Linked DNA regions of Homo sapiens: region 2 is linked to region 1. A link is a loop called in an ENCODE intact Hi-C map of the cell type or tissue named here. Cell type or tissue: ovary. All regions are shown on one strand. Each heading gives the region's core, and the rest is flanking DNA. Links, peaks and the distances in the headings are about the cores only. Region 1 holds the start of LOC102503427 (a long non-coding RNA gene). Region 2 overlaps ZNF366 (zinc finger protein 366).

The links. Hi-C counts contacts between places; a loop is a spot of excess contacts. Peaks named below come from ENCODE experiments on the same cell type or tissue, not always from the same donor. Only the 100,000 strongest peaks of a DNase experiment are listed, where the experiment ranks them.
Region 2: a loop joins it to region 1, with 3 times the contacts of the local background. A loop is called at or near these places in 2 of 110 quality-filtered maps.

Annotation. Positions count from the first base shown.
Region 1 is chr5:72,554,038-72,559,409 of GRCh38, forward strand. LOC102503427 (a long non-coding RNA gene) reads left to right here and starts at 3,040. Exons shown (of 4, transcript NR_105008.1): 1 at 3,040-3,416. RefSeq lists a silencer at 2,601-2,650. In ovary, for the core only: no CTCF peak of the experiment used is centred there; DNase peaks (open chromatin) are centred at 2,435, 3,144 and 3,194; H3K4me3 peaks cover 882 bases; H3K27ac peaks cover 1,905 bases.
Region 2 is chr5:72,454,423-72,459,794 of GRCh38, forward strand. It overlaps ZNF366 (zinc finger protein 366), which reads right to left. Exons shown (of 5, transcript NM_152625.3): 3 at 1,982-2,173. Among named protein-coding and RNA genes, the nearest start is that of ZNF366, 50 kb to the right of the region's middle. RefSeq lists an enhancer at 5,091-5,240. In ovary, for the core only: no CTCF peak of the experiment used is centred there; no DNase peak of the experiment used is centred there.

The DNA of each region.
Region 1 (5,372 bases), core at 253-5,252:
TCTTTATGTTGTTGAGTCACTTGAAAGAAACCAAAACTGGAAATAATAGATTATTCACTATGGATATGATGTATTCCAGAAAGATCATACGGAACTCTTATCAGCTGATCTAGAACCAAAGCACAGGTCTTAGCTTTCCATGAAAAACTGACAATTGAATTTATATGTATATGTATTTATATGAATTTATATGTTTACATATTAACTTCAGGTATATGTACAATTAAAATGTTTTAGGTAGTAGTTTTTTTATTTGTTTTTTTTTTTGTTTTTTTTTTTTTTGAGATGGAGTCTCACTCTGTCGCCCAGGCTGGAGTGCAATGGCACGATCTCGGCTCACTGCAACCTCTGCCTCTTGGGTTCACGCCATTCTCCTGCCTCAGCCTCCTGAGTAGCTGGGACTACAGGTGCCCACCACCATGCCCGGCTAATTTTTTGTATTTTTAGTAGAGATGGGGTTTCACTGTGTTAGCCAGGATGGTCTGGTAGTAGTCTTTTTTATTATTATTCTCTTTAGTAGCTGCCAGCCATCAGTGCAGTCAGATTAAGCAGGACTTCTGCTGCAATTTTAATCCTTCCTGCCCCTCCCCACTCAGTAACTTGCTTAAGCACCAAATGTATAATAGGCACTAACAAACCCCTATTCCTTGACAACCCCAAAGGAGGTAAGCAGCCGAACAACAACAAACACCCTGTGCCCAAATAAGCTTCATGGCCCAATATTCCTCCACTGAGCCAACTGTTAGTAATAATGAACTCTAGCCAGTTCACTGTTAATTCCAAGAAAGAAAATAATGTGATCTCTTGCTTTGAATTCATTGTCAAAATATTTGGCATGCTTTTAAATATCCCCCTAGACAGTAGGGAACCTGCCCTAAACATTGCCCTACCCCTGGAGATGGGGTAAGCGAAACAACAGAAAAAATGCAGAATAGTGATATTGCATTCTTTGCCCTGCCATCTAGTGTAATGGGTAAGAGCACAGATCCAGGGGCTGAGGCTCCTTGGCATTAACTTGCACAAGACCTTGACAGCTGCTTAATCTTTCTGAGTCTCAGTTTCCTCTTCTGTAAAATGGGTTGTTGTAAGAACTAAATGTAAATGAAGTCATGGATGAATGGCAAGATAAAGTTTTGTTTTCCCCTCACCCCCTTTTTTTCCTCCTCTAACCACCTGCCCATCAAGGAGATGGGGAGGGTGGAAAACACAGTAAAGAGAAGAAACTGTCCCTCTAACAATGCCTGGAGTATCTATAGAGCAGTCAACAATAACAAGAAACAGGTATGTGTTATGTTTGCTGCACTCTGAAGAAGAGGAAGGGCCTAAAACCTCCTCAGCATCTCATTGTAAGGCCCAGAGCAGGAGCGCCTTGAACCTCTTTACCAGAATGCAATCATTCATTCATTCGTGCAGTGAGTGCCATCTAGGTGCCAGGCATTGATTCTGACACAGCAGTGAACAAAATAAAGTCTCTACTCTCATGGAGCTTACATGACATTCTAGCTGAAGAAAAAACTAAAAGGTTACATGTGAAACCTATGCACGATACCTGTTACCTAGTAAGTACTCAATAAACACCAGCTATTTTAATTATTATTGTCATTATTATCAACCTGATTGCAAAATCTAATTCAGGATGGTTAAAATATGTCCCTTGACTAGTAGATAAATAGCTAGTTCCTACCCTAAACCTGGATCCATCTTCCATTAGCTTTCTCAGGAGTCAATCCGGGGATGCCAGTGCCTCTCCAAAGCACACAACTCCTCATTTTAGGGTTTTTTCCTCCCTTACCTTCCTACCTGTTTTCGGAAATCGGCACCATTTCGCAGCTCTCCAGAGGTTAGGAATGGAAGCAGGGGAAGTCAAAGCTGCAATGGTCTATTAAAGTGTGAATAACTGATGCCCCACCTCTCATCCTATTCAAGCAGTAAAAGACAGCCACCCTCTGCAAGGGTCTCCAGCTCTATGCACATGTATGAGCACAAGGAAGGGCCCGTGAGCTCATAGGCACAGCAGGCTAATCTGGGATTGCCTATTTCCTGCCAGCAGGTTTCCCCCTGGGGCCCACCCAGGCCACTCTCTTTAAAACTGGAATCCCCACACACTCATGCTGTTAGCTTGCTCTGTTTTTTAAAAATTACCTTCCAATATGTAATTCACTTATTTATTATGTTTGTTCTTTATTTTCTCTTTCCTCCATGATAATGTCAGTTCTTATGAGGGCAAAGATGTCTGTCAATTAGAACAATGTTTGTAACATATTAGGCACTTGGTAAATATTTGTTGAAGGAATGCATGAAAACCTCAGAGGAAAACGCTTTTTATCAATCCTGGTAGGGCTTTGTGGCACTTAACAAATGCTCCAAAAAGCCCTTCTCCCCGGCTGACGGGGCCGAGGCAGCAACCTGAGAGCAATGCCCCTTCTGCTTTCTGGGATTTGGGCTGTGTTGCCTGTTTGTCTTGTTTCTATTCTTTTAATCGCTCCCTTCCTGGGTTTTATATTGCACGCCCGGTCTTCCAGCGTCATGGTTACTGTAGTAAACAAACTGAAGGTCTGAATGCATCTTTTTCTCCCCCTGTAGCATGAAGAGCAGTTCGCGGTATCCGGTAGATAGGAAGCACAAATAGGTAATGAAACGGGGATTTGAAAGCGCCACCTTCAGTTGTAAGATCTAAGGGTGGACTGCGCGAGCTGAGGCCGGCAGAGCTGCGTGCAGGGCCGCTTTCCTGGGCCTCCTTCGCCTAGACAAGCAGGGCAGGGGTGAGGACAAAGGAGGGAAAAGGAGGGGAGCACGAGCTCTCTCCTTCCCTCCAGCCCCCACGTTAACTGGAAAAGGCAGCGTGTTCTGGGCCTTTCACGGCTAAAGCAGCAATAGGCGACCGACGAGGGAGGCGGGTGGAGAGGTGACTGGGAGCCTACAGTACGGAGCCAGGCGGAGGACAGAGCGAAGGGCGGCGGGGAGGGGCCCAGAGGGGCTGCTTCGGGCAGGGGCGGGCGCCTCCTCCTGGCCGCCCGCCAAGCATGCCCGGATCCCCTTAGCCGCGTCCCAACACATGGGCTTGCTTAACACTCTCTGAGAGAAGGAGGAGCCACCCCGCAGTGCTGTCTGGTCGCTTTTTCCCATTTTTGCTCCAGGATCCAGAGATTTGAGCAGGGGTGGGGTGAGGTGGGGTGGCAGGGTTCCTCCCCTTCCTTAGGCCCAGCCAGAGAGGGGCCCTGTCTCTCTGCTCCTTTCCTCGCCGTCGCCCTCTCTCTGCCAGGCTCTCCTGTTCGTCCTCCAGGGGCCCACGCTAGCCCCTCACCTCCCCTGAAGCCTTTTCTAACCGCTGCGGCCTCCGTGGTCCCCCACGCCTGTGTTCCTGTAGGACGTTTACAGTTCACACGATGTCTCATCTCTCGGTATATGTCTCCCAGGTAAATTGTGAAGCATAAAGAGCCATATGCTTTTTTTGCTTTAAGCAATTTTTTTTTCTGTAGTTTCTGTTGTAAGCAATAATCCTGCCCAGCCACTAATTGTGTGACCTCAGGAAAATCCTTTCTGAGTTTTCTCATATGCAAAATGAAATTTGTAAGGTCTCTTCCAGCTTTTAAATTCAGGGACTTTCCTGAACTAGAGAACTGGAAGTTGGATAGAGCTATTCTAGAACAGTGGTTTGGGGTCTAAATACATTGTTTCTGGGGGCCACGGGTAGGTGGCATCTGTGAGCTGCCCTCAGGAAGAGGGGCCAACAGTGACCCCGGGTTTCTTCTCTCCTGGACACTCACCACCTGCCTCAGTTCTTCTAAAACTGGGTCTCCGAGCCACACACGTATGACCACCCTGCCACTGGCTTAGACATGGGAAAAATCTCTTTTCCTGTAGTTCAATGCTGAAAGGAAGTCATTTTTCAGAGAGACACTTTGCTAGGAAATTATGAAGTACAAAAACACAAAACCGTAGAAGCATCCAATCAGAGCCCACATTCTTGTGAGGAACTTTAGTAAAAGGCAGACGCTAGCAGGCAAATTTTAGGCAACCTTGGGGCTCAGGTCATTTTTCTCAACTGAACCACGAAGACAAAGGAGGCCGCGCCAAAGACAGGCTCGCTGCTGCTACGCTGCGTATGTGGCCCCTTTCCTGGAGCCGGACAGAGAAGGAGCATGGGCTTCGGGATCATTCACGTGTGAATCTGACTCCAGTGTTGCCGTTTTCTGGCTGTCTGGCCTCGGACAAGCTTCTTAACTTCTCTGATTTTTGATTTCTTTTCTATTAAATAGGGATAATATCTTCTATCCCACTGGATTGAATGAATGTTAAATGAGAATGAATGTGTGTCATTCGGAGATATTAATTATAAACACAGAGCTTCTGTTGGTTTAAGCACAACAGCCGTTTATTAAGGGATGCTGAGGACCAGAATCCCTAGGAAGGCTGGGGAATCCAGCTTGGAAGCCATGAAGCCAGAAAGGCTTCTCAAATCCCATCACCAGATTCTCCTGCAGATTCTTCCTGCTGCAGCAGCTGGCATGGGCCTCACAGCTTGCACCACCTGTTCAGGCCTGCAAGGCATCTATTAGGGCTTCTGGCACTGCTGCTTCTGCTAACTGCGCTTTCTCAAGATACCATGTTCATTGCAGCATTGCCTTCCAAATCAAAGTCTTACACAACCTAATAGTTCTGACTGTTATTATTCCTGCAGGTCTGTCTCTGGTCCTGGGAAGGCCCACCCTCTTCAACCCATATTGTTTGATTCATTTGAGACAGCAATCCACCTGTTTTTAAGGCTGATTTTACCCTTGGGTGAAAGTCAGCTTTTTAAGGTCTTGTTCAGGAACAGAATGGTGTGACCTTGGCAGGAAGCACCAGTGTTCCCTGCAACCTCATCTCTTCTCCCCTACCCCTGATACAGCCTCAAGTTCACTAATTTGTCTTGTTTCCCCCTTCCTGCCCCCCGCCCGCCCCCGTGCTAAAGCCTATACTATCTTTAGGCCACCTAATAAATTCCCATTTCTTGCTTGAGTCAAGTTTGAGTTACCTGCTGAGCCACACCACCTGGCTGTTCTTTGATTCAATACACAAATGCCTCCAAGGCCTAGACCAGTGGTTCTCAGCTCTGGCTGTAAGTTAGAATCAAGGAGGAGTGAGGGGCTGGGCCTCAGGGACTCTCATTTAATAGATCTTGAGTGAGTCCAGATGTAGGTATTTTTGGCAGCTCCCTATTTAATTTGACCAGGGAAACTGTCTTCTAAAGTCCCATCACGGTTTTACTTACAGTGCCAGAAGCTTTAAGCAAGGAGTGAACATCAAAAGTACAATATCGAACAAGAGTGGAAGAGGGTAATATTCTCCCACTTTCTGATAACTATCTTTAAATACTAACTTTTGAATTA
Region 2 (5,372 bases), core at 117-5,116, 100 kb before region 1:
CAGAAATGCCTTTGTACCCTCAAACCACACACAACCTACACTGGCTTTGCCCCCTGACCTAACCCTATATTTCAGGAACGTTTTCTGCCTGGTTTTACCACTGCTACTGGACCAGAATTGATGAGGTGGAGGTAGGAGATGGCTGAACTTGACAGATGTGAATTTTCAGGGGATTATAAACTATGTTAATGGCTCTCTTCATATTTTAGCAACTTGACTCCACCACTATCAGTTGATAAGATTAAAAATTCAGTTAATGCTTGAAGCCCAAGAGTAAACTCAACACAAGGAATGAAGAATGGCAAAGAGACCTGCTTGAACCTCCATTGTAGGAGACAGTAAACCCTTTGCAAGAAGAAACAGCTCTGTGAAATGTGAAGTGCTCTGGGGGCTCAGTGAAGTGGGAAGGAAATGAAAGAAGTCCCTAAAGAGAGAGAGAAGAGGAGGCCGTGGAGTCCATCGCTGCATGCAGCCAAGGCCTCACTTCATGGGCATACAACACAAGGTCCCATAGTCAGAAAGCTCCTGAGTTTGGCTTAATGCTCTGCTTCCATCATCTTTAACTCCTGGTAATGTTTGAACAAGGAGCCTTGCATTTCCATTTTGCATTGAGTCCTGAAAAATATGTGGCCTGTGCTGCATGAAGCTGATTCTTGCTTTAGACGGATGTAAATTGACTTTCGAACCACTGGGAATATGAAGAAAAGGAGGGGAAACAGAAGTGGGTGGCAGGAAAAGGGCTGGAGGGAGAAGCCTCCCTCTCCCACCTCTGGACAATGCCCACACAGGTCTAGGGAAGCTCTGGTGTCTGACCCCTCACCCCTTCCAAGAGTTGCCAACACAGGAAAGAAGTCAGCTTCACAGGGGATTCCTTCAAGTGGGGCCACACTGCAGAGGTATTAAAGCAGGAACAGTCCCTGGAAACAGGGAACCCCACTTCAGGAATATAGATCAGCAGAGTATCATTTGAACCCGATTAGGTACCCAGTAGCAGAGAGAAAAAACCTCCATTTCAAACAGAAGGGCTGTAACGATATCTGAATGTGGTAATTTCCCTCTTCTTCCCCCTCAGCCTTCTTCATGACCGGATGACACTTGGCCAGTACATCACTCGGATTAAACCCAGTCATGGCCAATGCTCTCTCCTCATTTTAGAAGTAGAGAGAGGAAACACTCTTGTGGGGTGGGGACAGCCTCGGGGAGCCGGAGCATTTCTGAGTAATGCCCGTCAGCGCCTTGGGTTTTACAAATCTCCAGCTCACACGTTTTCTCGGCTGATGAAATACAAACCCAACCAAATTAGTCTAACAGATATTTTAACAAAGATGCTCCATCCCTGTGCTACATGGCACTTAGCAATAGGTGAAAGGCACTTGAAGTGACTGTGCTCGCAGTTATTCCACAGCCCCAGCAAGCATTTCTGAGGGCCTCTGAGGGGCTAGCTTTGGAATCCCTCTCACCGTCTCTAGGAGGCCTGCCCTCAAACTAAACATATGGCTCAGCCCAAGTGTCAAGAGGCAAGGAGAGGAGAGGAGGTGGCGGTGGGTGGGGGGGAAGCTGTGCTAGAAGCTTCTCTGACTCTTTTCTATGTCCTGCTCATTGCCTTGTAAGGAGAAGAAGGCTAAACTTGCCTTCTCCTCTCTAGAACAAAGGCTCTCCACATTACTTGCATCCTTTAACAGCCTCCTTCTCCAAAAGGGCCTTCCACCCTCAGACCTTTCCCTAGTGCCTGGCTCTACCCCTGGGCATGGATGCCACAGTGAGACAAATAGGGCAGGCTCCTTAGGGACCTCCAGCCTGGCATGATGTAAGTGGGGCGTGCAGAGAGGGATAGAGTGGCAGATGGGACCTGGGGTTGGCCACGGACCTACTCTGAGCCCCCGTAGCCCCACTGATGAAACAGAGTAGAAGGCTCCCTGGGGACCCTTTCCCATCAGGCATTTGCACAACCCTCTGGTTCCTCTCTAGTCCCACTGCCCACCTTGCATTTGAAAGGCTTCACGTCAGAGTGGACGATCATGTGTGCCTTGAGGGTCTGCTTCTGCACGAAGCTCTTGTAGCAGAGGTGACACTGGTAGGCGCGGATGTTGGTGTGGATCAGCACGTGTCGCTTCATGTTGGCCAGCAGGGTGAACTCCCGCCCACAAATCCCACACTTATGCTCCTTCACACCCTGCAGGGAGGCAAGATTCAGAAAAGTGGTGATTGACAGGTAACATGCTTTCATCAGGATCATAGGCTTCATTTTCCTCTCTGCCACATAAATCCACAAAGAGCTTGGTGATAGATGTTGAGTTTCAAATGGTGTAGCTTCAGCCTTGTTAAATTACTATTTTCTTGAAAAGTGTTGATTATATAACCTTTTTTTTCCTTCTGAAAACCATAAACTAGCCAGACTATTAGAGGAAAAGAAAGCTCTTGCTTTTGTTGTTCCAGCTGCTGCTGGGGTTAAGTCTCCAGTGATAGTTCTTGAGGATTAACAGGCTTTTAGTAAGAGCACTATGGGCTGATATGCAATATGAGTCCATAATCCAGCTTTCATGATAATGAAAAAAAAATCTTCCAAAATGATATTATCATTTCCCTTATGGAAACCAATGTTCTCTTGGGTTCTCATTAATGGACTTGAAAATCCCAGAACAACTTATATCCACACTGCAGTAAATTACAACTTAAATTACAACTTGATAATCACCCTCTCAAGTTGGTCCCCTGGGTTCCCACAGGCCACACTGACCTCCACAATGACATGGTTATGGAGCCTTCCCTAAGCCAGCTCCTTCTTATAAAGAAATTTGGCAAGAGGTAGCTTTCTGAATTAAGGAACAGGACAGGAGGCTTTCTTGTTTCCTTGCTGTGCATGAAGGTGTGTTTGAACCAAGGCCCTTAATTGAGAGCATTTCCAGGGACTCACAGCTTGAGCCGGGCATTCACTAATCCTGACTATCCATTGCTTCCCCACAAAGGCCTTTGCAAGAGGTCTTGACCCTGAATGACTTTTGGGAAGAAAAATTTAGAGAACCAGGGCACTAAACTGAAGGTTATCATAGGATTAGAACAAGTTACTTAGTTAACAACTGTACCTGATGAAATCCATATTGCCTGGTATTCATAGTGGCTGAAGGAGGGAAGGAGGGATTCCAAGCTCATCTCTGACTCTCTCTGTCTATGTTTCCATTTCTTTACTTTGAGGCATGGTAAGAAAGAACCACTCTGCAGTTCTGGTGGGCCCATGGTACTAAATGGTGGATTCAGGTCTCTGCCCAGCTGTTTACTGGCTGTAAAACCTTAGATGAGTCGTGTGGCCTTTTTTAGTGAAGGCTTCTCATCACAAGATGAAGTGGTGGGTCATGAGAACCCTGGGGTTCTTTCTAACTCAAGCACTGTCTAGTCCAGATGATGGTACATGAGTATGCATTTATGTTAATAAGGAGACCTAGAAATCAACCTCCTTTAGAAATTAAATTTTGATTCTGCCTATGGAGATGAATCTTTAAAATGTAGTGCATATTCAAACACTGAGTTTAAGATTATAAAATTAATGAAAAACATTTTCTTAATGGATTTTAAATTTTATTTTAGCATCTTTCTTTTTTTTTTTTTTTTTTTTTTGAGACGGAATCTCACTCTGTTGCCCAGGCTGGAGTGCAGTGGCGTGGTCTCGGCTCACTGCAAGCTCCGCCTCCTGGGTTCACGCCATTCTCCTGCCTCAGCCTTCCGAGTAGCTGGAACTACAGGTACCCGCCACCATGCCCGGCTAATTTTTTGTATTTTTAGTAGAGACGGGGTTTCACCGTGTTAGCCAGGATGGTCTCGATCTCCTGACCTTGTGATCCGCCCGTCTCGGCCTCCCAAAGTGCTGGGATTACAGGCGTGAGCCACCGCGCCCGGCCAGCATCTTTCTTCTCTCAAGATTTTCTCTGGGCTTGGATCTGATCCATTTGTCCTGAAACCAAGGAGACGTTTCTGCTTATCACTGTTTTCAGAATTCTTTAAAGAGAATTCTGTGTCCAAAGTAAGATTCACCTGTGGGCTGGCCTAGAATGCAAATGAGCAGGAGCCTGGACACAACTTTAAGGCAACAAAGGAAGCTGTTGTCTCTCTGATAGGATCAGTGGAATCACAGAGTCGGAGCCTGTCAGGTGGTCAGGGGTGCGAACAGGGAAGCAGGTGGAAAAGAGGAAGTGTTCACTGTAGAGTGGCCAAGGCACAGGTGCCTGTGTCAGAGATTCCTGAGTGACCTCCCATGCCTCAGTGTCTTCAACTGCAGATCGGGAGTAGCTCTTAGAGTTGTTGAGAAGTAAATGAGGATTAAATGAAGAGTGAAACACCTGTCATATAGCAAGTGTTCAACAAATACTACCTCTCACTGTTTGCTGACACCTCTCATTAAAGTGTATTTTGTTTTAATTAAAATTCAAATGAAACTTATTTCAGACACCAGGCTGTTTCTCCCATTTTGACTTCATTTTCTACCATCTTACAGGATCTTCATATGCTCTAAAATGCACTTTTGATTCCTTTCCCACATATAAAGGAGCCCCTGAAGTTAGCGAATGGTCCCCTTTACGGCTGAATCCCAGTCTGGGTCCTTTGTTGATGGTTCCTGCACTTGGCAGGCGACTCCCCTCTGGATAGTATCTACAGGTACCTTTTGTAGGGCAGGAGCTGTTTGTGCAGAGCCCACAAGGCAGCCACACATTTCATCTCTGTGGCAGAGCCAGAAAATACCCTGTGTTTTGTCCTAACCTAAGAAGTGAAACGTATTATAGCACAGCAGAAACATTATCTTGGCTGGGCAAAGTCCTCTCCTGACCTTTCAGAATTAAAGAATGCTTTAGAAACTCTGGCTTGCTAGAAGTCTTTCCTGCCAAGAAAACCACTTGAGGTTAAGGGTGTGAGAGTGGGAGTCAGTGGGGGCAAAACTCCCTCTCGGAGGCTCAGAGCAGGTTCCATACTTTAGCTGGGGTAAGATTTCAGGAACACCACTAGGGCCTTGTTTTAGTTCAGCCTGAATGACTCCAGGGCTATGGTTGCAAACTGGGCTGAACTCAGACTCTTGGGCCTGTATTTCCCCTTGAAGACCTGAGCACAGAGAAGATCAAACAAAACCAAACAGAGAAGGATGCTTTCTCATGCCTCCTACAATGTAAACCACAGGGCACTTCACCCAGCTAGGCACGGGTCCAACGCAGGGAGGTATAGGCCCTGCCGGCCTCAGCCAAGCTCTGCTTCCCTTGGAGAACTTGCATATGAAGCAGGTCTCACAGTTGAGGGAGAAAACAATCCAAAAAGTTTTCCACTGCTTCAACAGTACAAGACGAAGAGAATTATCCAGAAGGTGCTCCCTGGCACATCCCAGGCACAGAGCT